7 separate regions of the Homo sapiens genome follow, and all the other regions are linked to region 2. The links are chromatin loops, found by intact Hi-C in ENCODE. Cell type or tissue: MCF 10A. All regions are shown on one strand.

The links. A loop is a pair of places that touch in the nucleus more often than their neighbours do. Peaks named below come from ENCODE experiments on the same cell type or tissue, not always from the same donor. Only the 100,000 strongest peaks of a DNase experiment are listed, where the experiment ranks them.
Region 1: it touches region 2 in a loop (6-fold over the local background); 6 of 110 quality-filtered maps call a loop at or near these places.
Region 3: it touches region 2 in a loop (4-fold over the local background); 5 of 110 quality-filtered maps call a loop at or near these places.
Region 4: it touches region 2 in a loop (2.6-fold over the local background); 6 of 110 quality-filtered maps call a loop at or near these places.
Region 5: a loop joins it to region 2, with 7 times the contacts of the local background. A loop is called at or near these places in 9 of 110 quality-filtered maps.
Region 6: it touches region 2 in a loop (5-fold over the local background); 3 of 110 quality-filtered maps call a loop at or near these places.
Region 7: a loop joins it to region 2, with 3 times the contacts of the local background. A loop is called at or near these places in 8 of 110 quality-filtered maps.

The regions. Positions count from the first base shown.
Region 1 is chr20:10,551,284-10,555,283 of GRCh38, forward strand. The region is part of intron 2 of SLX4IP (SLX4 interacting protein); the gene reads left to right. Among named protein-coding and RNA genes, the nearest start is that of MIR6870, 96 kb to the right of the region's middle. In MCF 10A, a CTCF peak has its summit at 2,266 (motif pointing left); a DNase peak (open chromatin) is centred at 2,268.
Region 2 is chr20:10,859,236-10,863,235 of GRCh38, forward strand. No RefSeq gene overlaps it. Among named protein-coding and RNA genes, the nearest start is that of LINC01752, 110 kb to the left of the region's middle. In MCF 10A, no CTCF peak of the experiment used is centred here; DNase peaks (open chromatin) are centred at 2,086 and 2,546.
Region 3 is chr20:10,759,176-10,763,175 of GRCh38, forward strand. No RefSeq gene overlaps it. Among named protein-coding and RNA genes, the nearest start is that of LINC01752, 8.1 kb to the left of the region's middle. In MCF 10A, no CTCF peak of the experiment used is centred here; DNase peaks (open chromatin) are centred at 2,246 and 2,806.
Region 4 is chr20:10,704,575-10,708,574 of GRCh38, forward strand. No RefSeq gene overlaps it. Among named protein-coding and RNA genes, the nearest start is that of JAG1, 33 kb to the left of the region's middle. RefSeq lists an enhancer at 897-2,096. In MCF 10A, no CTCF peak of the experiment used is centred here; a DNase peak (open chromatin) is centred at 1,557.
Region 5 is chr20:11,271,898-11,275,897 of GRCh38, forward strand. LOC339593 (a long non-coding RNA gene) reads right to left here and starts at 1,486. Exons shown (of 2, transcript NR_038972.1): 1 at 1,437-1,486. In MCF 10A, a CTCF peak has its summit at 2,360 (motif pointing left); a DNase peak (open chromatin) is centred at 2,354.
Region 6 is chr20:10,999,698-11,003,697 of GRCh38, forward strand. No RefSeq gene overlaps it. Among named protein-coding and RNA genes, the nearest start is that of LINC02871, 25 kb to the right of the region's middle. In MCF 10A, no CTCF peak of the experiment used is centred here; a DNase peak (open chromatin) is centred at 2,274.
Region 7 is chr20:10,921,444-10,925,443 of GRCh38, forward strand. No RefSeq gene overlaps it. Among named protein-coding and RNA genes, the nearest start is that of LINC02871, 100 kb to the right of the region's middle. In MCF 10A, no CTCF peak of the experiment used is centred here; a DNase peak (open chromatin) is centred at 1,698.

The DNA of each region.
Region 1 (4,000 bases), 310 kb before region 2:
GAAAAATGACTGCTTGTTGTTGCTGATGGCAGAGTTGTCGCTACTCCAGAATAGGGAGAGAGGAAGTTGTTCTATGATGTATCAGTGCACTGGGCCGAATAGTAACGGCTTGGTCCCTGGAAAGGGCTTAGAGCTCTCCCTTTGCAGACAAGGCTGTGATTTGCCCAATTCTTGGGGCTAACTTGTTCTGTCATTTGTTTTTTTCATTTGTCTTCCTTTCATTAAATATTAAGTATTCACTGAGGGCTGGTAGTGTGTTGGTCACTGGGGATGCAAGATTGGCAGAGGTATAGACCTGTCTCCATGGCTTATAGCCTAGGATGGGGGCCCTACATGGACCAGTCACTTAATGTAGAAATAAATAATCACATGAAGAATGGGCTGGTCCAGAGCAGGGAAAGAGAAACTGTTCAGAATAGCTTCACAGAGTTGACCACACTCCTGCTAGGGTTCGAGGATGCATAGGATCTCAACAAGCATGGAAGCAGCGAGGCAAGTTGTAATGTAAGCCAAGGATGAAAACGTCAGGTGCAGGAGACAAAGACATGGGCCTCATTAGAGCTTGTGAGTTGCTGCTCTGAGCTGCAGCAGGAGTGGACTGATCCGATTTATAGGTTAGAGATTTCCCAGATATGCATTGAGGGTTCATCCAGGACACCAACAGAAGTGACTGTAATCTTCCAAGTGGGAGAAGATAGGAGCAGCAGAGCAAGAGAGAAGTGTGTGTGAGAACGCTCTAAAAAATTAAAATGGACAAGATGCGTGACTGATTCTGGAGGGTTAGGGGAAGGGAGGAGTTGGGGGTGACACCCCTGTTGTTGGCTGAATCCTCTGGGTGGAGGGGATAGAAGCCAGACCAGACCCTGGCTGGGGGACTCGCAGCCCAGTGCATGCAATGTGAAGCTATTCCTAGCAGCCTGATGGTTGCTCAAGAGGTGGCTTGGCCTCTGCAGAGTGACCAGTTCTGGGCTGAGAAAGAAGTGATGGTTACCATGTTGCTTCTCTCAGAAGAAAGCTGGAGAGTTGATCTTCTGAGACTAGAAATAACCTTCTCCTAATTAGGAGGAGGAGAAAGGGAGGCTGTGCTGCTGGCAGTGTAAGAAGCTTTCTTTTCTTTTTTTTTTCTTTTTTTTTTTCACTTCTGTTTTCTCATGAGTGACAAGAAGCAAAGCTTTGAGAGCAGGGAACTTTGGAAAGGCAGAATACCTCTGCCTAGTGTGGGAGGGAGTTGAGAGAGCTCAGAACTGCAGGCTGCAGAGGGAGAGCCCCCTGCGGGGGAGGGGACTGCCTGCCAAACAGTGGAGGCTTCCAGAAACCCCAGGAAAGTCTGCTCACCACAGTAAGATTTGACAATTTATTTTTCTAAAAAGAGACATTCTACTCAATCTGTTTATTTTCAAACTTAGACTAGGTTATTTGTGATCAAAGTCACAAAATGGTGAGAAAAATACCAAATTGGACCTTACTATTAGGTTAATTCTTCAGCAAGCTGCTGTTACAGTATCAATTCAAGTTGCTTAAGCTTAAGATTCCCCTCCCCCCACCCCCTTTTTTTTTTTAAAGAATTAGTTTTGCGGTGGTAGGAGGGTTACAAGAAAAAAAAACAATTAGTTTTGCTAATGAAAAGGTAGCAGTGAACTTGGTTTAGATTAAAAAATCAGGAAAGAGCACCTGTAGGAACCTGCAATAAAATGTGTTGAGACATGTTTTACCGCTTTGGAAGGGCTTTTATTCCAGAATCCTTGGAACTTCAATGGGCCTGTGATTGAATTCAGAGGCCAGTGAACTTGCATGGGAAAAAGTTACGTCTTTATTGTGATCAAGTTCTAGTAAATTTAGTTTTCCTTTTTATTATGAACGTGGGATTCATAATCAAAATATGAATAATATTAGCAGTATTTGTCACCATTAGAAATTATAGCTCTTTTCATATTACATTAAGGTTGTTGCAGATAATGAAGATATCATTTATGCTTATCGCCACTTCAGATTTGTAGTAGTACTAGATCCATCACTATGTGACAAGACCCAATGCCTTAATAAACAAGGACATACATTCCTATGTCTCAAATTTTTCTTTCGTTAAGATAACTGTACTTCAGTGTAATTGGTTTTCTTGTTAATCCTATGTGTTGTGTTTCATGCATTTAAAAATATTATTCTGAGCAACTTTCATCAGCTTCACAGTTGGCTAAATAAGTCCATGGCACAGGAAAGGTTAATATTCCGTGGCTAAGATCCTGTAGTTGTGGCATGCGACCTCCACCTGGTGGCAGCATACTCCTTAAAGGTTAAATTCTGTAACCAACAGTTGAGAAGGACTTTAACAGTATACTTGAGTGGTTTTCAAACATTTTTTATTACAACCCACAATAAGAAATAGGCTTTCCATCATAACTGAGTACACACTTACTTACATTTCACAAAACAATTCTTGATCTAACCATATGACACATTGATATTTTGTATTGCATTCTAATATTATCTTCAGTTCTCTTTCATTAAAATAAAATGCTGGTTGCAACACACTAAACTGTAACACACTAAAGTGCACTCTTTTACATCGTAGGAAACCATCTTTCAACATGCTTCACAGTTTATTACCTGGTAAACTTCATTTGGGTCTCCCACACATTTTCAGGGACGTAATACCTACATTTTAAATAACTGCCAACAAGTATGAGTGCATTTTACACAGTGTTTAAAAATTGTTTATTATTGATGTATAATTTAAATATAGTGAAAGGAACTGATTGCAGTGTATACATAACATACCCCATCAAGATACAGAATAGTCTTATCACATACAAAGTTCCTTTGTGACAGTTCTCACCCAGTTTTTTACCCCCCTGGGAAATTACTGTTTTGATTCCTTTCATCACACGTTGATTTTGCTGTTTTAGAATTATATATAGATGGAACCATACAGTATATGTTATTTTGGTCTGGTTTCTTTTGCTCAACCTAATGTTTTTGAGATGAATACATGTTGAGTCTATCGGTAGTGTGGTGAGTAGTGTTCCCTTGCATGAATATGGCACAATTTGTTCTCTTGTTGTAGACTTTTGGGTTGTCTTCACGTTGGGTTATTATAAATAAAACTTCCATGAATATTTGCATACAAGTCTTTGTGTGCACATATACTTCATCTCTCTTGAGTAAACACCTGGGAAGGAATCATTGGCTCAGTTGATAAGTAAATGTACGTTTAGCTACAGGAAACTGACAAACCCATTTGCCAGAGTGGTTAGACCATCTTACATTTCCACTGGGAAAGTATGAGAGTCTGGGTTGTTCCATATCCTTACCAACATTTCATGTTATGTCAGTCTTTTTAACTGTAGTCATTCTGGTGGGTATTGTAGTTGTATCTCTTGGTGGTTTTAATTTTAATTTGCCTGATGACTAATGATATTGAACACTTTTTTCATTTTCTTATTAGCCATTCATTTATCCTATTTGTGAAGTGTCTATTCAAACTCAGGTTTTTTGTTTTGCTTTTTTTAAAAATATCAGTTTGTAGGAGTTCTTTACATATTTTGGGTACCAGTCCTTTTTGCCAGATACATGTATTTTTGAATACATAAATACATTTCTCCCAGTCTGTAACATACCTATTTATTTTATTAGTGGTGCTTTTTTCGTTAACAGAAATTTTTAATTTTGAAAATTTAACAATTTTACAACTATTTTTCTCAATATTTGGTGCTTTCTGGATCCTAAGAAATCTTTTCCTATTCCAAAGATCAGGAAGATAGTTTTGGCTTTTTTGTCTAGGTGTGTGATCCATCTCAAATTAAATTTTGTATATAGCGTGAGGTAGGTGTCAAGTTTCACTTTATATTTACATCTGATGGTCTAACCATTTGTTGAAACTACTTTCCTTTCACTGTTGATATATAGGACAGAATTTAAAAAAAAAAAAACAAAACTGTCCAGCCAAGGAAGTGAAAAAACTGAACCTCTGAGTCTCATAAACCGAATCTCTGGGTCTCTCAGA
Region 2 (4,000 bases):
AGACAGAATCTTGCTCTGTCACCAGGCTGTAGTGCAGTGGCACGATCTTGGCTCACTGCAGCCTCCGCCTCCTGGGTTCAAGCGATTCTTCTGCCTCAGCCTCCCGAGTAGCTGGAACTACAGGTGCGCCACCACACCAGGCTAATGTTCGTGTTTTTAGTAGAGACGGGGTGTCACCATATTGGCCAGGCTGGTCCTCTTTTGTATCTGGTTTGTTATGTCTGGAGAGTCATCCGTGTTGTTGTGGGTAGCAATTGTTTATTCTTTTGCATTGCTGAGTATTATTCCCTTGTAAGACTTATATCCCATTAGTTGGTTATTTATTTTCCTGCTGATGGGTATTTGTGTTGTTCTCATCTTGGGGGTATTATGAATTAAGCCACAATGGGCTTTCTTTCATAAATCTTTTATTGTGGACATATCCTCTCTTTTCTCTTTATTCTTTTCCTATTTCACTGACTCCTTTATTGATGTTCTCTGTTGGTTTCTCCTGACCTCCTCAACCTTTAAAAGTTGAGCTCTCCCACTCTCAGTTCAGATCTTGGCCCTCTTCTCCACTCGCACTCATGTTTTGGATGATCTCATTCAGTCTCATGGCTTTAAATATCTTACGATGCCTAAATTTATATCTCCATCTCAGCTCTCTCATTTAAACTCTATATTTATACATTCAAATGTCTTTTCAATACCCCTACTTGGGTATTTAGTGGGTATCTCAAACTTCATGAGATAGAAAGTGACCTTCTGATTAAACCTTCATAATCTGTTCCACCCCTGGTCTTGTCCATCTCAGCTGTGGCAACTCCATCCTTCTAGGTGCTCAAGCTGAAAAAACTTGGAGAAATCATTGACTCCTCTCTTTCTCTCCCACCTCACATCCAATTCACCACAAAATCCCATGAAAACTATCTTCAAAATACATCTTGAATCCAACCATGTCTCACCACATCCATTGCCATCTCTCAAGCCTGGTATTTCTGTTTCAGCCTTTGTTCCTCTATACTCTTTCACAAAGAAGCCAGGATGATTCCTTTTAAAGCAAAAGCCAGACCATGTCACTCATCTATTCAAAATCTTCCAAGGGCATCTCATCTTACTTAGAGTCAAAGTCAAATCCCTTCCTATGGCATATAAGGTCCAACATGAACAGGCTTCCTTCATCTCTCCTCTACACAATCTCTTCCTAGTCTTGCTATAGCCAAATTTGTCTCCTTGCTGTTTGTGAAGAAGCCAAACATATTTCTACCTCAGGAAATTTGTTCTTGCTGTTTGCTCTTTCTGAACTGGTGTTTCTCCAGATACCTGCATAGACTGCTTTTTTACCTTCTTCAGATGTCTGTCAAGTATCATTTTATTACGAAGCATTCCTTTAAAACAAGATCATGTCCTTTGCAGGTACATGGATGGAGCTGGAAGCCATTATTCTCAGCAAACTAATGCAGAAACAGAAAATCAAACACTGCATGTTCTCACTTATAAGTGGGAGCTGAACAATGAGAACACATGGACACAGGGAGAGGAACAACACACACTGGGGCCTGCTGAGAGGTGGGGTGCGGGGAGGGAGAGCATTAGGAAAAACAGAGAGTGCATGCTGGGCTTAATACCTAGGTGATGGGTTGATAGGTGCAACAAACCACCATGGCACATGTTTACCTATGTAACAAACCTGCACATCCTCCAACAGAACTTAAAATAAAAACTAAAATTAAAAAAGCATTCCTTTGAGCACTTTGTTTAAAGCATTAATTCTTTTTCATACTATGCCATATGGAAGGATTTAACATATATTAACTTGTTTAGTTGTCGATGCACTGTGTATTACAGAGAATTTCTTAGAAAGAAATCGCTGAATATAAAAACAAGCCACTTCAAGAAATAGGCCTTTCTCCCAAATTAGGTTATAATCTCAAGGAGATTACATTTACTTTTATCCTCCACTATGCTCAGGCTGGTGATGTTAATGCTTCTTGATAAGTATTTGTGGGTACCGTTGAATCATAGAAAAAGTAATAGCTTAAACAAAACAACCGTAGAATAGTGGTGAAATTACTGAAGGGACTGTGGTTTTTGCCAGTTATGCATGATGTAATCTTGAGCAAGTAGGTTGCTGATCCTTTCTGAGTCTCAGTTTCCTCATCTCTAAAGTGAAAGTCATAATTCTTTTATATTTGCCTCAAAGGTAAACTCAGCATGAATGAAATATGTAAAGCAGATTATCTGATAAATGGGGTTATAGGAATCATTTTGGATAGCATTATTTTAAATGTTACATAAAAGCATATATAAACTGTAAAGTAGAGCACAAAATATGACATTAAAGTATGAAAGTATTGAGTAATTGTGTCCTGGACGTCTCTATCGGTAGATGTCTCTATGAAACATTGGTTTCTCTTCAGTCGTTCCAAAGATGGATGTCTGAGTACAGTGTGTTATTACATGAAGTCTCTACTTTTCTAGAACCTTTTGTTACAGGCCCCTGGTCTTTGCAAAGTGATCATTAACTTCCAGGTGGCCTCCCATTCTGACTTCGGCAATGGGCCAATTCCTTGATTCTATCTCACAATGTAACTTCCAAAGTAAATGTCTATTAAGCCTTTGTGTAAACATTCCAGACCTGTAACAAAATCAACTGAACATAAATCATATCCAGAGAAAAGGGTGTAGGAGAATGTGTAAGTTTGAAAAATGAAATAATACAGTACAGTTTCATTGTGGATCTCTGGCCTCAGTTACCTTGACTAAGACTTTCTCTGGTCTACATCACAGCTCCTCCCCAGAGGTAGTGGTTTTTGGTTACTTCAGCGGGCTCTGCCCAAATATAGAGAAAATAAACCCTCCACATGAAAAGATGTAAAGATGCCTACTTGCAAATGGGCTTAACCAACATTCTAAATAAAAGCCAGATTCTACCATCTCCTTGTCACTTACCGTATCTTGTCCCTATTAAGAAGTTTTGGCTAGAAGTCAAAGAAAGCAATTATAATAGGTATGGTTGTTTTGCTTTGGTATTCCTTCCTTCTTTATTTAGAAATGGATGGTGGATAAAAGTTCTTGCCTTTATGAATTGATTTGGGAATTTTTTTTTTTGCCTTTGGACAGAAGGATGTTAAGATAAAATGAAAGCTCTCTCTGGAAGAATGGGAAAGAGTGGAAAGAAGGTATTTCATAAAAGTTAAGGACTTTTGTTTGGTTTTTGCCTTCAAGGGCTCAGGTGTGCATTCTGTCTTTGAAGTGTAAACTTGTCAACTTGAAGATAGTTGTGCAAAACTTTAGTATTTCCAAAAATACAACTCTGGAAGCATATGTCTAGAGTGTGTCCTGTACAGAGGGGTCAACGTATTTGAAGGTAGGCATTTTCAAATAGGTTTTTACATTTTTAGAGTAGAACATTTAAGCTCAAAGAACATTCTTTTCTGCATACCTAGCAGGGTCTAAAGCCATGCCATGTCCTTTTTTATACTTTTTATTTTATGAATGAAAATATATTGTCAGCCTTACTCTTTCTTTCTCTCCGTTGGAAATTAATGTAGAAGAAAAGATCTCACCCAAAGGGATTTTGATGGTAAATAGAGATGTTATAAAGTCCGATAAGCTTTGGAATGAGTTACCGGGAAAGATGGTACAGTATCCTTTTCCAGAAATTAATTTAGGATAGGTCCTCCCTGGGTGGGTTCCTTTGGTTTTGGTTCTGTCTGAATGCACAAGATGGTCAAGGAACTTTAAGACTTGCATTGCACTCCTGTATTCACTGTTGTCGTTGTCTTGCTCATATTCCTTTGGCCATACCAGGAAGTCACTTGCAGATAGGCCAAGTATGTGCTGATGGCTTTCTGCATCCTTAAGCCCAAATGCATATGATCCTCCGAGGATGCTTCACCTATGCATGGAGCAGTCTGGAAGACACTGTTGCATAGTCCCAGTCCCAGAGATAGCTCTCAACAATGAGGGATAGAATTGGTAATAAATTCCCCAGCTCCCTTCAGCCTCATAGGGACAG
Region 3 (4,000 bases), 100 kb before region 2:
TGCATTGTGACTTGTTTTTTTTTCAATAATACAATACCCTTAGATTCCATAATATAGTGTGATATACTATAATTATTGAAACATTTCTCCTATTGATGAACACTTAGGGTCCTGATACTTTTTCCACTGTTATAAAAAAATGCTGCAATGACTATGTGAGTGCATATATCTTGCACACATGTGCTGGCCATCCTGTAGATGAATGTGTCTGTTTGAGCTTTTTAGTTTTCAGCAATAGAAAACCCAACCTCGGCCGGGCGTGGTGGTTGACGCCTGTAATTCCAGCACTTTTGGAGGCTGAGGTGGGCAGATCACCTGAGGTCAGGAGTTCCAGAGCAGCCTGGCCAACATGGTGAAACCTCATCTCTACTAAAAATAGAAAAATTAGCCAGGCCTGGTGGCGGGTGCCTATAATCCCAGCTACTTGGGAGGCTAGGGCTGGAGAATCCCTTGAACCCAGGAGGAGGAGGTTGCAGTGAGCGATCCTGCCACGGCACTCCAGCAGGGGTGACAAGAATGAAACTCTATTTCAAAATAAAGAAAAAAAAGAAAAAAAAAGAAAACCCAACCTCAACTAGCTTAAGCAAAAGCAAATTTATGTGGTGAAAGGGTGGATCTGGTTTTAGAATCAGTTACCAAGGGCTCAAGAAGTGTCACAGGGACTGATCCCCCCACCCCCCCGTCCCCCATGTCGTGTCATTCTCCAGGTCTTTCCTTTTCATTGCCAGGAGCTCCAGGTTTCTACCCTCAGAACTCCAAGGCCATTGGAAAACAGAGGGCAGTTTTCTTAGTTGCCCAAGGAAATGTTCCCAAATTGTATCAAAAGCCCACCTCTAGGTTAATTATTGTGGCTGGAGGATGTAATCCATTCATAGGTCAGGGCTGGCCAGGTGTAGTGGCTCATGCCTGTAATCCCAGCACTTTGGGAGACTGAGATGGGTGGGTCACTTGAGGTCAGAAGTTCGAGACCAGCCTGGCCAACAGGATGAAACCCCGTCTCTACTAAAAATACAAAAATTAGCCAGGCATGGTGGCGGGCGCCTGTAATCCCAGCTGCTCGGGAGGCTGAGGCAGGAGAATGGATTGAACCCAGGAGGTGGAGGTTGCAGTGAGCAGAGATCACGCCACTGCACTCAAGCCCAGGCAACGAAGCGAGACTCCTTCTCAAAAAAAAAAAAAGAGAGAAACATAGGCTAGGACTAGGCATATGCCATGCCTTGTGACATAAACTGGACATGGGGAAGGGGAGTGATTCCCCAGTGTTAGTTAGCCTTGCTCTTGTCACTAGAAGGAGGAAGGAATGCTGTGTGGCAAGGAAAGGAATTAATGTCCACTTGAGATGGATTTGAGAAGGATGTCTGCAAGCAGAAATAAAGGGTTAAAGGGTGCTTACATTAAAAATTTTGATAGCTACTGCTCTCAAAATTGTATCGCGATTTATATTCCCAGTGCCAACAGTGTTTGAAGAGTCTGGCTCTCCAGAGCCTGTAGACACTGGATATTGTCAGTGTTTTAAATTTCAGCAGATCTGATATCTAAAAATGGTATCTCACTGTTCTAAACTGTTCTAGTATGGTGTTCTACGTGAACACCCTTTCATGTGTTTAGCTGGCCTTTGCATTTCTTTTTTTTTTTTTTTGAACTGCCTATGCATATCTTTTGGTCAAAATTCAATTGAATTGCCCTTTTTTATTGTTAGAGCTGCTACAAACATTACTGAAAAGGCAACTCAGTTGTGTGTGTGTGTATGCACACACATATATATTTATAATACATATGTTACTTAGGGTTTGTACCAGCTCTATGAGCTCCTTGAGGGTGGCACCTTGCTGTAATACAGCCTGACACCTAATACGAAGTAGAAATCAGTGATTATTTATCACGCAAATAAAGAAACAAATAAGTGAACGAATGAATGAGTCAATAGTGTTGACTGCCTTGTATTGTCCTAGGCCCAAGAGACAGTGAAATATCCCTGTTCTTGTATACTTTTCTGTAAGTTTCTGGAAGTTTCTCTGTAAAGCATCTCAGTAAGCTTTTCTATAGGCTGTGAGAAACGCATGAGTCAGGCTAATAGGAGGCATATAATTTTGAATTGCTTTTCAGAAATGGCCTTCATATTCCTTTACACTCACTCATCCTGTTGATAAGAGCAGATGGCCTACTGCATGTGACTCAGACTCAAACACACACCTCCGCTCCCTTGAAGTGCCAGCCCTGGAGCTTTGTTGAGGCTCGCATCTGCCACGGGAGTCAGCTAGTACGTTGCCCAGTTCAACATCCATCCAGGATTTCATAGGAACTTGAGAATCATTGTTTTTGGCTTGAATCCTGGGTTTGAGGTTTCTTCGTGTAGGAATCTGAAAAAAGGATTTGGAAACGTTGTTGTCTCTAATCCCAAAGTATGTATCTGGGAGGCTGCCTTCGCCATCACCCACCTAATAACTCAGGCTCCCGGGGCCATTTCGCTCAAGTGCATTCATTCCTTTGGTAGAATCAAAAGAAACTGATCCAGGTGACAGAGTACCTGGGTTCTAATCCCAGTTTTGATGAGCAAGTTATTTACCCCTTACAGCCCCATTTTCCCTATTCTAAAATGATATGGTTGCAACTGACGATCTCCAAGTCTCCGTCCAACTCAACAATTCAGAGTGGAATTCTGAATTCTGCTCTGCCACCAACAGCATGTCCTCGGAGCTTTGCCTATTACTCATGAGAATGTCAACGTCTGGGTAAATAGATATTTTGGGGTCAGCTCTAAAAAACCCAGAAGTACGTATTGTATGTTGATTTTGGCACACGGACAAGCCTGAACAGGGCTGTGTCAAGCCTTTTACCATGATAGCTGCCGGAAGAAAGGCCAGGCGAAGCAGTCTGGGTGAGCTGCTTGGAATGAAGAGGACCAGCCCACATCCCATGGCACAGATGACCTTCAGGAGAAGTGGAGGGGAGCAGCTAATGTAAAGAAATCATTAGCATCTGTGTTGGAAATGGCTTATGACACTGTCTCAAAGCCACGTTCTCAGACAACAGGGAAAGCTGTAAATAGATGCACACAGTTATCCAAGCATAGCAGAGTAAAACTAAAGGAAAGCCAAATTAAACAGGCTCAACCAAAGTTTTGAGTGAAAGTGTTGAATATTGCTCATGCCTTCAGAACGGGAAGCTCTGTTTAGAATACTCACAATGGTGGGTCCTCTTGAGGTGACTACAGGCTGGTAGGTCGGTTCTATCCTCCCCCTAGGAGCCATCTCAGCAAAGAAGAATCAGAGGCAAAGACTCTTTCAAAGCAAGGACCTCACACTGTGAAGGACTGGGAGCATTGCTTGATTGCTACTCAACTGGCAAAAGTTTTTAAAAAGCAAGTTAGGCCCCAAGACCACATGACTGAGAATCCTAACACATAACTGAGAATTATAATAACATGATGGATTCTCCTTGAAAAATATATTTCGTATTTTGGCATAATTTCAAACTTACAGGAAAGTTGCAAGAATTGTACAAATGATTTTTGTGTATGCTTCATACCCACATTCTGCATTTTACCAATTCTTTTTTCCCTTCCTCCCTCTTTATTTCATATATATGTTATATATATATATATATATATATGTGTGTGTGTGTGTATATAGACACACACACATATATGTAACAGTTCTTGGGTATGTGTGTGTGTGTATATATATATATATATATATATATATATATAATGTATATTTCCCACAGAACTGTTTGGCAATAGGTTGCAGACATGATATCTTAAACATTTCAGTGCATATTTTCTAAAAACAAGGACAGTCTTTTATATAACTGTAGTACCATTACCAAAATCAAAAAATTAATATTGCCATAATATTATTATCCAGTTCATAGACTTCATTCACTTCCCCGACTGTCCAAAAATAAATATTTTATAGCAAAAGAAAGTCCTAGACTACATGCTGCATTCAGTTAACACGTCTTTAGTTGTTTTTTCTTTTATTTTAATCTGGAAGTTTCT
Region 4 (4,000 bases), 150 kb before region 2:
ATGCATAATGGCTGAAACATAATAGAAGTATTTTCATTTCTTACTTATCTAAAGTTGTTCTAGTCAGCAAGTGGATCTTCCAACCTGGGATCTTTCCATATGATGGTTCTGCCATATTCAACATGTGGTTTGACTGCATCAAATGGAGAGGAAAAGAACATGGAAAATCACATGTGAGAAATTTTATGGCATTCACCATAAACTGGCACATGTCACTGCTATACACATTCTTCTGGCCAGAGCTCAGTCATATGACTATAATCTTAAAAAAAAAATCAAATGCGATAAAATATGCAAAACAAAAAATTTACCATTTTAACCATTTTAAAGAATATAGTTCAATGGTGTTAAACACATTTATAATGTTGTGCATCTGTTACCACCGTCCATCTCCAGAACTCTTTTTATCTTGTATGATTTTGACTACTCTAAGTATCTCCTGTAAGTGGAATCATGCAGTGTTCATCTTTTAGTGACTGGCTTATTTCCCTTAGCATAACGTCCTCAAGCTTCTTCCCGGTAGTAGCATGTTTCAGAATTTCCTGCCTTTTAAAGGCTGAATAATACTGTGTTGTGTGTCTATACCACGTTTTTGCTTATTCATTTATCCATCAGTGAACACTTGGGTTTTTTCCACATTTTAGCTATTGTGAATAATGCTTCTATAACCATGGGTGTACAAATAAGGATATATAGTCTTGTGTGTTCAGAAAGAGAAACCATGTTTTGTGAACTGCTCTCCCGTCTCTGCCATGCAAGGTACATATGTGAGCTCATGGGATGGTCAAGTGTGTGACAGTGGGGATGGATGGGGACAGTGGGGATGGATGGGAACAGTGGAGAAGTGGAGTGCTGCTTCCCCAGCTAAAAAGACAGCCATTTCTCAGCTTCAGTTGATTGGTGCCAGGTAGAAATGCCAACCAGAGGTGGCCAAACCTTCCAATTTTTAAAAAGAGGTTAGACATCTGAACTGACATAGAAAATTTCTTGACTTAAAAACATTGGTGATGAATTTATGAAACAAACGAATAGTGTCAAGAAGAATCAAAATCCCCTTGCAGGCCCAGTGTGGCCTGTGTGTTTTAGGCTGCCAACTTACTGTGTCTATGTTGGACCATGTGCTCAATGGGAAGGACAGATAATTTGATAATGAAAAACAGGCCTGGGAATGCTCCAGGCAGAAGAGTAAGGGGCAGAAATCAGCCTGGCTCTTGGTAGGACTTCATTCCAGCACCAACTAGGAGCTACAAAGAAGCTGGGAAAGACCCTTTGATCAGAGATTTTCCAGAATACCTTCAAAAAGCAGCAGCCTTCCGTGGCCAAGCAGGGGCAGGGGGTGAGGCTGAGAATGATAGGTAAGAAAAGAGTGACATGTGAAATGACTGAGGCCACGGGACATCCGTCCACCTGTGCTCAGCCATGTCATGCCTACCTGTATTGTCCCAGTGGCACTGCGAGAGGAGCCAGGGCGTCGGCTCGGCACAGAAGTGATTTCACCGTTAGTCACAGACGCCGCGGGTGTTTACCGCTCCAAGACAGAGGCTTTGTATGTCTATGTGTGGACACACATTTCCTGTAACACTGTGAGTGGCTGTCAGGTTTGGGGTTTATACAAAGCTGTGGTCATGTTCCAGTCACACCTTGGATGATTTAGAAAGACTGCAAACACTGGAACTGAAAGCCTATTATTTTCTTGGTAAACTGACGTTGACCTCGAAGGCAAGTCATCAATGCCTATTCACGTTGTACCTAAGTACAACAGATTCTGTCTGTCTCATGTTCTCAGTCCATCCTAATGGGTCCGTGACACACTGATGGGATGCCACTCTGTGCTAGGCACTGTGAGGAATGGGAAGATCATAAACCTCACCATCCCTACCCTTGAGGGCTTTATGATCCTGGGGAGGATGGAAGAAATACGTAGTCCTAGGAAAAGAAAAGCTGTATCCAGTACAGGAAGGGCATGTGGAATGAGGAAAGGATGGTGGGAACGGAAGGAGCCTGAGGCCTGGAGGGGGATTCGGAGGCCCCGACGGACCGCACTGTGGAGGAGCTTTCTGTAGAGCGCAGGATCCACTTAAGCTCCGCGTGTGTGTAGGGATTGTGTGTAGGGATACGGCAAATATCCTGCAGTTGATTGCCAGACGTACAGATCGATTGCAACTTCAGTCCCTTTTAGAAAACAAAAAAGAGACAAAGGCATTTAGGCAGGTGTTTGGGATGTTTTGTTGAATTGGGGACCTGTTTTTATCAAGGTAACGTCAGTTTTGTGGAATGTGATGGTCACAGACGTGGTGTGTTCTGGAGGCTGTGTGGATGCGGGAATCACCTGCTCCCAGCAAAGGAGTGACCGCTTGGCTTGGAAACGTACCAGTGTCCTTTCCTCTGAACATTTCTCCTCAAAAACATCAGCAAAGCCCCCAGAAATCTCTGCCAAGAAGGTCTGAGCAAAAATCCTTCTAAGGTTCTCTTCATGATTTATGTTAAAATAAAAAAATATGTTCATCCCTGATTAGAAATATTCCAACCTTTTTTTATGGTTATAGTTCCAAGCATTTGCGACTACGTTCTCCATTTGGCAGGATGATAAGTTGGGAACGGAAAAACATGCCAACTTTGGACAAAATATGATTGTGTATTTTCAGTTGCAATCCAAAGTCACAATTTGGACTATGAAGCTGGTTCTATATCTTTGCCAAGTTGGGCAAGGAATCTTGGCGGAAAGATGCTTTTTAAAGACATGGAGTGTTGGACTAGATGTCAAGACATTTGTATTTGGGCTTCTTTGGTGCCACTGTTTGAGAAAGCAAAGGCACCCTGGCTTTGCTATTTCTTTCCATTTTAATGTAGAATGATGCCTGAGTCCTCTTACAGAATGTTGTATGGCTAAATCAGACCTTCCTTTAGAAATATTTAGAATCCACTCTAAGTTGGCTATCTAAAATAATTATTAATTAATAATACCACTTCTACTATTATTATTGCTGCTGTGTTATTACCGTTTTAGCTGTGATTATTGTACCACCATCTCTGTTTATTATAAAATGAGATGCTCTTCTCACTCGCTGACTGGTATGTTTTCCAGACAGACCAAAACAGTCCCAGAGAAGTTAAAAGTGAAAATAATTTATGTCACACTGCTGAGGAAACTGAATACCCAGTGGTCAAGAAATAACCATGTCAAAACTTCTAGGAAACTATTAACTAATAATGTTGCTTCAGAATCACTGAGTATGGGCACTCCTTGATACTTTTCACCCTAGCATGGGCTTTAGATGTCAATATTCTGATTTATATTCACCTTCTTTAGACCTACCTAAAGCTGTAAATCGATGTTTTGTTTTATATTATATTAACCCTACTTAGACCTTTCTAAAGTTATATACATAAATATATGATTTTGATATTGCAATTATGTTGCAATAGTTGCACTAATGCATGATAGTGCTTTCCTGAATCACAAATTTTGAGACAAATAGATAATTTTAACACCAACTTTTTCTGTACCAGCTACTTTAACACTTTTCTCCTATCAGGCTCTTTTGATAGAAAAATATGAAAAATTTAAGAATGTCTAGCATACACAAACAAGCTGAGCTGTTAAAAGCATGTCAACTGAGAAGTCACACACAGTAAATTGCAGGTGGCAAATGAGTATGAAGTACATGGGCAGAATGAGAAGCAGCAATGCCACCTTGGCTGGGAACTTCAGAGCAGTGCAGTAATGTGATTATAGTAATGATTCAACAAGTCATCGTCTGCTGCCTTTGTCCACTGTAATTAACTTTTTGGAACTGCGCAGCCTCTGTCTCTGGGCTCATCAGCTGGCCTAGCTTTTGTGTCCCCAGTCTGTTATTTCTGCCCAGGCTCAGGAGCCTCTAAGCACATTGCTAAATGAATTCATTGCTGGAACAAAGATTTGGTGGTCGAATAGAGATGGCTATCTTTTGTTGTCAGACATTCAATCCCATATACCAATCCAATTACTTAAGCTGTTTCT
Region 5 (4,000 bases), 410 kb after region 2:
TGTGTGTTGTAGTGCCTGGGTGTGTATTTCTTTCCACTGCTAGTACTTTTGTTGGCAAATAGTGCACGCTGTTGGAGCCTATCCCCCAGACCTTAAGTAGGGGCAGTGGGTCGTGTGGGATGGAGCCCTATCAAATGGGGCTGGACTCTGGTTTTGTCTGCTGTGACCCCGGGGGTGCCCGCTGGGATCTGTGAGCAGGCAGAGGCCGGTGGGAGCACCCTCCGCCTCCCTTTGTTCCGCCGGGCTCCAGCCTGCAGCAGCTGATCCGGTTATTATGCTCCTGAAAAGAATTTCTAGGTGGCCACAGTGACCATAAGGAGCAGAGAAACCACGAGGGCTGCAAGCCACGAAGAGCAACACATCGGCTATTGAGCACTAATCCCACCCATAATTAGAGGATCCCTTCAGCCTTGTGGTGCTCACAGAAATCTGAACTAAGGCAGAGAGGAGCCGTCTGAGGTCTGTAGGCCACCGTTTACCAAATGTGCTGTCATCAGCGCAATTAGCTTATTTGGTGGGATCGGCGTTTTAAAAAGAAAAACAGAAAGCTGTATAGAACATAGACTTGGGGCAAAAACTGAATTTAAGATGTAGTTAAAGTCACCTTTGATTTCTCAGCTTCCTTCCCCCACCCCATTCTTAAAATCATGCATTTTAATGAAAATTTGATCTGCGTGGGTCTGATTTGTTTACTTGGGACTCATCCAAATGCTGTTTTGTAAGAGCGATTTCATATCTAACAGATTTGCATAACTTGGGCTATACTTCTCAGAAAGAAAAACTCATGTTGGGCCCTAAATGAACAGATTTATCGCTCTGAGACTTGTCCAGGCTTTACGGTGGCAGTTGCTCTCTGCCTACTCTGCTCTCCCTTGTCTTCATCCCAGGCATCCCAAGGTTTCTGCTATACTAAAGAAAAGCTGCGCCCATCATCTGAATCTAACCTTCGTGGGTGCTCAGGAACCTGTCACCTGTTCTAAAATTCCACCTGCTATTTTAATTCACCACATGCCGCCCGTTGGCTAAGTGGAAGAAAATGAACATCTGATCACAAAGTCACTAATTATGTTTAATTACTGGCTAAAATATTAACTTTCAAAAAGGAAGATAACTTTTGAAAGTGATATGAATTCACCACTGTTGTAATCTATTTAAATTCATGTGTTACAAATAAATTACAAGAGAGAGGAAGATGATGTATGAATCTATATAATGGTCTTCATTTTTTTTCGAACCTATTATCTTGTTTGATTTTCCTAACAACATCATGAGGTACATAAAGGCAGATTTTCTCAGTTTCCTTTCATAAATGAGGAAACTGAGGTGCACATTTTCCACAAACCACACCAAACACTTGGGATTATAACCTGGATTTTTAATAACTTATTTGTGTTTATTTATGAGATGAAATCCCAAGCAAGGGTTCAAGGCCTTACCTTAGAGACCCACTTGTCCAAGATCCAGTAATATCTGCTCATGTCTGGTCCTGCAGATTAAGAAGAGAGTTGGAGAATTCTAAATGCTAATTGTCTTAGGTAAAACTGCTGTTTCCATGGTATCTGGGTGAATAAAAATATGGAGGTGAACTTCCACTACTGACCCGGAAGGATTTTCTTCATGAAAAGATTGTCACAAATCCTTTTGGAGGCTAAGAATAAAAAGTGAAGATGTAAATGTGCCTCTCTAGAACACTGTAGTATCAACCTGAATTAATCTCTCAAGCACATATTGCAAACACAGCTAACCAGGCCAGGAAAAATCATGGATAAGGGTCCTCTTCCTAAGCAAGCATACCTCGGGCCCCAATAGATGCAAATATAAGCATGGAATTTGCAAGAACATTGGAGATAGAAGGACTGCAAGTTTTACTTGAAGCTTTTTTTTATTAAATAGCTTGAAGCAGATATGTAATGCGATTGGTTAGCAAGCAGGCAATTTTAAGTACTTATTGAGTATTTCATTCTGATTGAGAACAAATTGGTGTTTTAACAGGATATACCCTTGAATTAGAGGTAGCATATAAGTAGTCAATTTACATTCTGTTTATAATTCCAAACCAGAAAGAAACATTGAATAAAGATACGTTTACCACATTTGGCTTCACCATGCAAAGGTCCCGTTGAATAGCAAAAGATTTGCACATATTTAAATTAGATTTCACACAATCTGTAAAATGACAAAGTATTAGGGAGGATTAGCCTAATTAAATGAGATTGTGAGAAAGCCTCAAAGAGATCCAAAGTGCAGATACCTTCCAAGTAGGATCACAGTGAAGGCTTCCAGAATCTATTTTGCCTCTTTCCCAGCAATCAGGGCTCAGATTACCCTGGGCGACAGTAGCACACTTGTGTATGCAGTGACATCTAGTGACAAAGAAAATAAAACCGGCTCCAAGGACACTTTCTTCACCAGACAGACTCCACAAAAATGACGCAGTACCTATCATTACTGTAGATTCGTGCATAGTATCCTATAGAGATTGCAAAAGAGATACACCAGTTTCTACACCAGATATGTTCAAAGAGGTAATACAAGAAGTATCAGTAAGGTTTGGCAAACAGCCGTGGTATCAGAATCCAAACAGGTAATTAAAACAGATTTATTTCTGTCTTATGTGCCCATAGTAAAAACTGCTGTTAATGATTTGGACACAGAGTTCGTGTGGAATGTTCTGAAGAACCACTGACATCTTCCAAGAAAAGAATCCATTAAGATGAATAGAATTTGCTACTTGAAATTCATGTCCAAAAGTTTAGAAAATATACATATGCAAGTTACTCAGGCAAGACAAAGATTTAACCAACTCTCCAAGTTATCTTAATCAAGCTGAAACCCACTTTAGATTAATTGGAGTAGGCCATAATAAAATATTTCCTGTTTCCTTTTGTCAGATTTTAGGATTTTAAGCAAAATGAATAAAATATATACAAAATCACAACTTTCTCTGTATAACAGGAACTTGGGGTCTTGTCTTCGTAGAGTTAGAAGAAAGTGAAATCTACAGATGTTAACTAGCTACACTGGAGGCAGGTTAGTGCTGTCCCGCTGAGGACTCCAGTTTTTAATCACCATCCTCACCCCACAGGACCTTTCAGGAGGCAGTGATAGTGCAGCCTACACCTGGAGGTCTCTCAGATTCTGGTGATCTTCAGTGAGGCCTTGGAGTCGGAATTTTGAGCAAACGCCCAGGTGATTCTTATGCAATTCTGCCATATCCTACCTTTTCTTATATGCTCCAGTGCAAAAGTAAAAATACCACTTGGGATATGGAGAGGGTTTAAACTTTGTAAAGGTATCCACAGTTGCCTGGGACTCGGACTGTAAGTAAACCATGAACCAGTTTATCCATGTGTGGCTACAACATTATTAAAAACAGTGTAATTGCCAGTATATTCTCAAAATGGGTTGCAAAGTGGCTGAAAAAAATAACTGGTTTTGGCCGGGCTCAGTGTCTCATGCCTGTAATCCCAGCACTTTGGGAGAATGATGTGGGTGGATAACCTGAGGTCAAGAGATCAAGACCAGCCTGGCCAACGTGGTGAAACCCTGTCTCTACTAAAAATACAAAAATCAGCCAGGTGTGGTGGCGGGCACCTGTACTCTCAGCTACTCGTGAGGCTGAGGCAGGAGAATCGCTTGAACCCGGGACACAGAGGTTGCAGTGAGCCAAGATCACGCCACTGCACTCTAGCCTGGGTGACAGAGCGAGACTCCACCTCAAAAACAACAACAAAAACTGGTTTCCTTTTTTTCTCCCTCCCTCCCTCCCTTCCTTACTTCCCTCCCTCTCTCCCTTCCTTACCTCCCTCCCTCTTCTCTTCCCTCCCTCCCCTCCTCCTTGCTTCCTTCCTTCCTCCCTTCTCTCCCTCCCTCCCTCCTTTCTTTCCCTCCCTTCCTTTCTTTCTTTCTTGCTTCCTTTCTTCCTTCCTTCCTTCTTTTTTCTTTTTTCTCCTTCCTTCCTTTCTTCTTTCCTTTCTTCCTTGGTTCCTTCTTTCTTTCC
Region 6 (4,000 bases), 140 kb after region 2:
ATCCATTTTCATTAAATGAAGAGGTCTATGTGTCTGAGAATTGCATTGGTTTTCTGTCTGGGGGTATAGTGGTTCTCCCCCTGTCCACTTCTGCCAGTTCTGCCAGCATTATTCTTTCTTTACCCCACAGTGCAGGCTGAGGGGAACACCTGCTCTGCACTCTGGGTCCAGGAAAATATTTCATAGACTCATGGGAAAGACCATGTCTTATGGCAGAATGGAGGCTAATTTGGAGGTTAGGAAACCTTGCTCTAATTCTTGCTCTGCCACCCGTTACTGAATGATCTTGGATAGCTCACCAATTAGCTTCTGTTTCACCTATAGAAGGAAAATGTGGGAGTTGACAACCTCTTATATTTCTTTATAGCTACTTATTATGGCAATAATTGGTCAGCATTGGAAGACATGGCCACTATATCTATGATTTTCACTGATTTTATTTCAAGAGCTAAAATAGCCTAAAGAACCTTAGGATTGCCTCCTGCCCTGGCTCGATTAGCCACCTTTAAGGCTTTGAACTCAAAAAGTCCTTAATGCCTTGGGGTTCATGTCCAGGTGATATTTGCAAATGAATATCAATCCTGAAATAATTTAGAGGTATTTTCATTTAACATGTTTAAAGTGAAATTTTTTTTTTGCTTAAAATGGTATGCTTCAATTATGTGGAATTTTTAATTATAGAGACTTGAAATAATTCATGTGATTCACTAGTCCTGGAACTTCTTATCAAAGGATAGTGGGCCTTTTACCAACTCCATTAGGCTATCTCTACAGAAACACATCCTCATGTGAAGGTTTAGTCAAAGAGTTTTGTTGTTATCCAGAGCATGCTGCCCTTTAAAGAGAAGAAAGCTTTCCTTTTTGGGAAAAGACTTCTCTGATCAATTTTGGCTGAGGCTTAAGCAATGATTTATGGGTTTCAGTTGACCCATTTGTTATTTATCTAGGCAAAATGAGTTTTCTATTGATTGAATGTCTCCCCTGATTACGTTTAATCTTTGGAGTGGGATCTAAGGATGGAAGAAAGAGACATTCATGATAAATGTAGCTTTTTTTCCCTAGGAAAACTTGGGAGGAAGACATACTATACCACATGGTCCTTTCCTTTTTCTGTGGATGGCAAAAAGATGCATCACTTCCCGGAGCTTATGATAGAAGATGCTCCTTCGCCAGTGTGAGACACTTAAAAGGACAATGATTTGTGCAGGGAACTAACCCTGTGTGCTACGTGTCCTTTTGCTCCATTTTACTGATGTGACAATTGGAGCAGAATAGTTTATGTGGCAAATTTTCCCAGCATTTATTTGCACTGCTTACTACATTCACATTCTAGTTTACAAATCTTGACAAAGACAACTGAATAGGTGTTTTGCATGAATGTACTTATTTTGTATTGAAGTATGACACACATGCAGAGAAGTGACATTGTCATAAGCAAATGGCTTGATGGCTTTTACAAACTGAATGTATGTATAACCAACATCGAGAACTAGAAGCAGCTTTTTCAGCCCCTCCTTCCTGAAACTTTTCCTCTCCTTCCACCTTGACCAAGTGTAATCTCTCTCCTGACCTCTGGCAGAATAGGTTAGTTTTGCTTATTTTTATTTTTATATGAGGTGAATCTCTAGTGTCTGGGTTCTTTTCCTGAAAGCTGTGTTTATGGAATTCATCCATATCATTGTATGTGGTTATAGATTCTCATTGCTGTGTAGTAGTTCAATGGCATGAATATACACTAATCATTTATCCGTTCCACTGTTGATGTGCAATTGGAGAATTTCCAATTTAGAGCTATTATGAATAATGCTGCTAGAGCCATTCTAATGCATATCTTCCAGTGAACACATATACGCAGTTCTCTTGGGAATATTCCTAAGTGTGGAATTGCTGGGTCGTAGATGTACATTTTTAAAAATCATAATATTAGAGTCGAGTATGCAGAATTGACTGAATTCTAAAACCAAAAGCTAATTTTTTGAAGTGTGAATTTCTGTTTGGGGAAAGTGAATAATGTGAAGAAACATAACATTTTTATTTATGGAAATAAATTTCATGTCCTCTGAGCTAACATCGCCCGTTCTTACGTCTGAATGGCAGGATGTTGAGTGTGCTGACGCGGTCATTTTCTGCGGGGCTGCTCCCAGCTTAGCATTCTTGCCACATAAACTCTTCTAGCCCAAACCTTGAAATACTGCAGGAAGTGGCATCAGCCCTTTTGTGTTCTTTTCCGGCACCAGGTTGCTCATCTCTCCCTGTGCCCATTTGAGGTAATATACTGACAGTTGTCAAGATGAGTCATGGCTCTTTCTCAGACACACAGGGAGACCAAGTTTGTGACTAATCGACAAATCCTCTGGACACAGGCTGAGCCACCAAGAGCCACCCTCGTCCCGGCAAGTTCAGGCCTGGGCTGCAACCTCTGACAGCCAGAGGGGAAAGCAAACATTGGCAGAACAGTTCTGTTTATTTGCTTCTCTGATTTTGAAGACATGCAGCTTTCTCTCACTCTTCTCCATTTCCTCTAAAAAATTTTATTAATCTTAGCTTATTTATGGCCTTTAGCGTTTGTCTGCCTGTTCATGCATGTGCTCAGAATCTAAGGAGTATGGGCATGAATAGAGGCCTCAGGGGAGATGTGGGCTCAAGCCAAGTCCAAGTGGCCTTTGAGCATTGCTGTCTTCCTGGCCACCTTTCACTCCCTATGACTCCTCTGACTCCTTTGCACAGATGTCATTGGATTAATATAAAGCAGGACTTGAAAACAATAAAGAGAAATAAGACGTGAACAAGAAGGATAAGATGAGTTTTTAAGTGGTAGGTACTGATTATCTGCATAGATGTTTCAGGTCTCCTGAGATTTTTCTGGAAACCATTTTCCCAACTGTCCCAAGTTAGTTTTCAGACATTGCTCTAGAGTTGTGTGTGTATGTGTGTTAGTACAATGTCAGCACTAGGTTTTGCAATCACATATGTGCTGCTAGTTCTGTAGCATCTCCATGGAACTAGCCCTTGCAATTATAACAAAGTCTGATATTGGTTGGCTACAAGTAGGTATTGCCTTGTGTATGAGTTGGGTGATATTTTGAATCCCTGGAATTGTCCTCTTCACTTTGCAACATCCACTCACTCAGAAAAAGCCTTGCATCCCTTGCCTGAAGGGTGGAAGAGGTGGGGGTTTAAATTAGTTTCAAGGGACTGGACAATTTCATTCTCACCTACTGAAAGCACCATGTTTGTTGAAGAGAAACTTTCAGAGTAGGCTCAATTAAGCCCAGACAGTTTGATTTAACTTGTTTTTAATTGTAATGGGTTATTTTTTCTGGCACGGAGCCACCCAGAATTTCATCTGTGAGTTCCCCAGATAATCTCCATCTACTTTCACAATTTTCTCAGCAATATTCAGAATTCCCACTACAGTGGGACCTTCTCCCCTCCCCTGTTTTTGTATTCTTTACATCATTCAAGGGTTTGGAGATTAGAAGGCATCCTCTTGGTGAATTGTGGCTGGGAGAGGGGGTTTCTGCAGGAATACTCTTCACAAATCTACAGTCTGTCTTCAGAGGCCAAACTTGTTTCTTGTAGAACTAGAAGTCTCCAACAATGGCAGGCCCCCTTCCTATATTCAGCAATTCCTTCTGTGTCTCAAAATCAGGGAGTTATTGCCTAATCTTTATTACAAAGAAGGGCCTGTTACCATCTCGGTTGGAAAGAGGAGGAATGGAGGAGTTAGTGTTAGGGAAACCAGTGCCCATTAACCTACCACGGTGGTTTGTAAAGTGTGGTCCCTGGATCAGCAACATAAGCATCACTTGAGGACCTCTGAGAGAAGCACACTTACTGAACCAGAAATTCTGGGGCTGGGCTTTTAACAGGTTTTAACAAGCCTTCCAGGTAATTCTCAAACAGGCTACAGTTTGGGATCAACTTCTTTCATCAAAGATTGCTTTTGCCAGTCTTAAATAGTAAGACTGTAAATTTTGGAAGAAGTATCTCTGGGTTT
Region 7 (4,000 bases), 62 kb after region 2:
GCTACCCAGTCTCTGTCAATTTCGTACATCAGAGTCTCCCAGCACCTGGTGTAGCACTCAGGTGCTAGATCCTCGGTAAGTATCTACTGAAAGAATAAATAATGAATGAAAGGACAAATATGTTTGTATATCACTTGTGTATATTTAAAACCTCCCTTTTGGGCCCCATAATGCATAGGACTCCTGACTTGATTCTTTTCTTCTTGCTCAAGAAAAATGAAAAAAATGTGAAAACTGAGCTAAAAGTTATGAAATTATCTTGAAGTAGTCCTCAGAAAACTATGCTAACTAGTAACATGTTCTAACAAGACTGAGTGATAAATATACAAAGACAACCTTTTTTTTGTTAGGTGAATTAAAAAAGGTTGAATCAGCTTTATTTAGAGTAATTTATGAAGTAAAAGCAGACTAAAAATGTGTTTACTTTTAAAATCTCTAATTCTATCAGCACCTATCAAAAGAATTTCAGATTCTTTTGAGCAGGACTTCAATTTAATTCATATAAAATTATGTAACGGGAATGTTTTTATCCATTGTCACAAATATTACAGGAGTTATAATTCAATCTTTTAATGAATTACTACTTTGAAATAGCAGGTAGCTGAAAAGACAATCTGTAGGGATATGAGGAAGTGTCCATGAAATTTCAAGGTTACATATCCTACTATCATTCCAGAAATAGTATGCTTGCAGTTTATTTTTTGTAAATTCAAGAAAATCTTACAAAATTCTTATGAGACTGAGTGATTCAAAACCTCTTTCCTTTCAGGCTCATGCAAAATTCTCACAGGTGATCTAAAAATGCAAATTTTGATTCATGGGACAAGTAGAATCCTTCAGATCTTGTAGTTGGCTTGAGTGCTAGCATATGGCCTATAGTATTAAGGCGAAATGGAGAAAAAAGCGTGAAAAGACAAAAGACAATTTATGCGAGCCTCAGGACGAAACTTGGAAAAAAACTCAGTTTCTACCTTCTTAATTCAAACAGCCATTAAAAGACTAATGACTACATAATATAGCATTAAAATATCCATGCACAAACACACACATTTTTCATTATTTTACCCACATTATGCATGTGACCTCTGTACATAAAATATAAAAGAATGTCAGAAATAGCAAAGTTGCCAAGGTTACACAGAGACTGCTATTTTAGATGATCTAAAAAATTTTAATGATCGCACACATAGATCTGAGAGATGCAGAGGCACACAGCTGTAGCCTTAGAACCCAGCTTTATTTACCATCTGTCTGTTAGCACCATGAATCTTGGCTGAGAGCTGCTCTGCAGATCTGAGAATTCTGTCTTCTTTTCCAAGCACTCTGGGCTGAGTTTTTCAGGGGATTAATGGAACCTAGAAGTAATGTTTCCCTGCTCCCAAACTTGGGGCAAAACAAGGGCAGGTTATTAACTTCAAGGCAGGTTATTAACTTAGTTATGGGCTCTTCATATGCTTTTGCTTGTAACTGTGTGGCAGACTAGACATTTAGTCACTTACCTTCTGTAAGGGAAGTCACTTAATGTAGATGCTCAAGGAATCCCACGTCCAAATACGGTCATTGCTGAATTTGATGGGAGAAAAAAAGGACTGTATTTTTGCTGGCTAATGCGGCATTTCTGGATGTTCATTAAGCTGTTAAAAAATGTGAAATGATGACTCACTGTGAAGCCTTCCCAACCCCCTTCCCTGCTCCAATTTGCCTGCGGCTTGAAGGAATGTATACTGACTTGAGTTAAAGAAGAAACTTGTGGTTTCCATTATAGTCTGTAAACATCGATTGCTGAAAGCCTCAAGTGTGCTATCATCTCCTGCCACACACATGCTTTATATACAGTTCATCTTGGAAAACAGATTGGGAGAGCACCGTGTTTACAACTCCAGAGTAACCCAACTAATGGGGGGCTGGTCTGCCTGGGGGTCTCGAGACCATCACTGTTAACAGTGGAGGTCCCCTCTGATGTCTTTTAAGCCAAAGTATCAAGAGAGAAGCCAAAGACAAGCCTCATTAAAGAAAGATCTTCCTGGTACCCACAGTGGTTCTTTGCTGCTTTATCATCAGCAAAAGAGACATAAAAAAATCTTTGCTTCTCTTTTAGGTTGTATCCTTAGGCCTTATTCTTGATGTCATTGAAAAGTTGGTTTATCTATTATTTCCAAGGCCACTGGCAATGCTATCATTTTTGATTAATGATTAGTTTATGGCTAAGTAGTATTCCATGGTTAGGTGATGGTTATATTGAAAGCCCAGATTTCAGCACTATGTAATATAGCCATGTAACAAAATTGCATTTGTACCCCCTAAATCTATTTTTAAAAAGTTTAATTTAATTATGCAGGAGTGGCAGCAGAATGCAAACCATCCAGGGAATTATTCTGGTAGTGCCTGATGGATTTAAATAATACCAAGAGAAAGACTGCAGAGGGTATCCTGAGATTTGCATGACATCCTGACCAGGGTTGATAAGAAGAGCTAAATGGATAAGTTTCTTCTGGAAGGAGATATCATGGATGTGGTATGGGTAGAAAAAGTACAAGATGCAGCATCAGAGGATTCGAATGTGCCTTCTGGCTTTGACATTCAGTGGCTTTGTGACCTAGGGCACTGCTTCTTAGACATTAACATGGGTACATATCACCTGGGGGGTTTGTTAAATGCAGATTCTGATTCAGTAGGTGTGGGTGGGGCCTAAGGCTGCCCACCCTGGTCATCTTGCACCTGGCTGTGAGAAATAGAGAACCTGGCAAGGCTCCTAACCCACGTAAGTCTCAGTTTCTTCTTTAATAACACGGGGTTTAGAATGATGCCAACCTTCCAGGGTTATTGGGACTCATGGCACTGGTAAGAGTTCCTGGCACAGGCACTGGCATGGAGAAGACAAGTATTGGATATTGGCTTTGGGATCCCAGAATCTTAGTGATTAGTGATGGAAAACATCTGAGGAAGGACCTAGTTTTAACCCCTCATTTCACAGGTGAAGAAAGCAAGGTGTGTGTATGGGCTCAGTAAGACATGACAACTGTGCCTGCTCTTTGAGTCTAAATAGAGGTCCAGTGGACAGAGGTGTCTGGTTTGTATTTATGGTGGGTGTGACTTGAGTCTCTGGCAACATCTGACCTATGATTTGATATAAAATGAATCATTGTTGCAAATGTTTCACTTCCCTGCTCTTTCTCCACCCCCCTTTATTTATTTATTTATTTTAATAAACGAAGGCAGTCCTATGACAGGCCATGCTAATATCTTTTATTCCAAACAGAATGGGCTAGGAGTCAGTGATTTCATGCATATGGAGCTAAAAGTGTTTGCTTTTCCCTGATGTCTCCCTTCCCACCCCTCCTGACTCTGAGCTTTCACAATCCTTTCCTCAGCTCTTAAGAATGCTAGGCAGGCTAGCTGTCATCCTCAATCAAATAACATGATCAGTAAACACTATAAAATTATACCTTTCTGCTTTGCAGTAGTGGAGAAGGTACTAATGATGCAATGAAAGCTAATTAAAAACTCATAAATCTCACAGTCTTTTGAGTTTGGTGAGTGGCTAAGAAGAAAGGGTTGATTCCACAGCCTGCTTACTAAGAACTCAATGGTCCTTATTAGGAAGTAGCTCTCACTGTCTGCTTCTCTTTACTGAGACTTGTACAGTTGTTGAAAGAACTGCCACATGGCTCAGCTTTGAAGAGGGCCATGCTTACTAGGTTTCCCAGTTTTTAGTCTTGTATTTGCTATAACTCACTGTCAGCTGTCAGAGCCAGTTGTCTATGAGTATGATGCTAATGATGTTGGAGGCTTCACCCCAGACATGTGTGTAGGACTCCATACAAAAAGACAGTTTATTCTCTGACCTAAGACCGCACAGCTCATGATGGCCTAATTTCCTTGAACATAAGGAGGTCCAGGAGAGAGAGCAGATGGCTGGCTTGATGGACCCTGAAACCTCTGCTGGGCAGAAAGAAGACCCATGTGCTGGGAAACATGGGTCAGTTACCTCATCATAGTT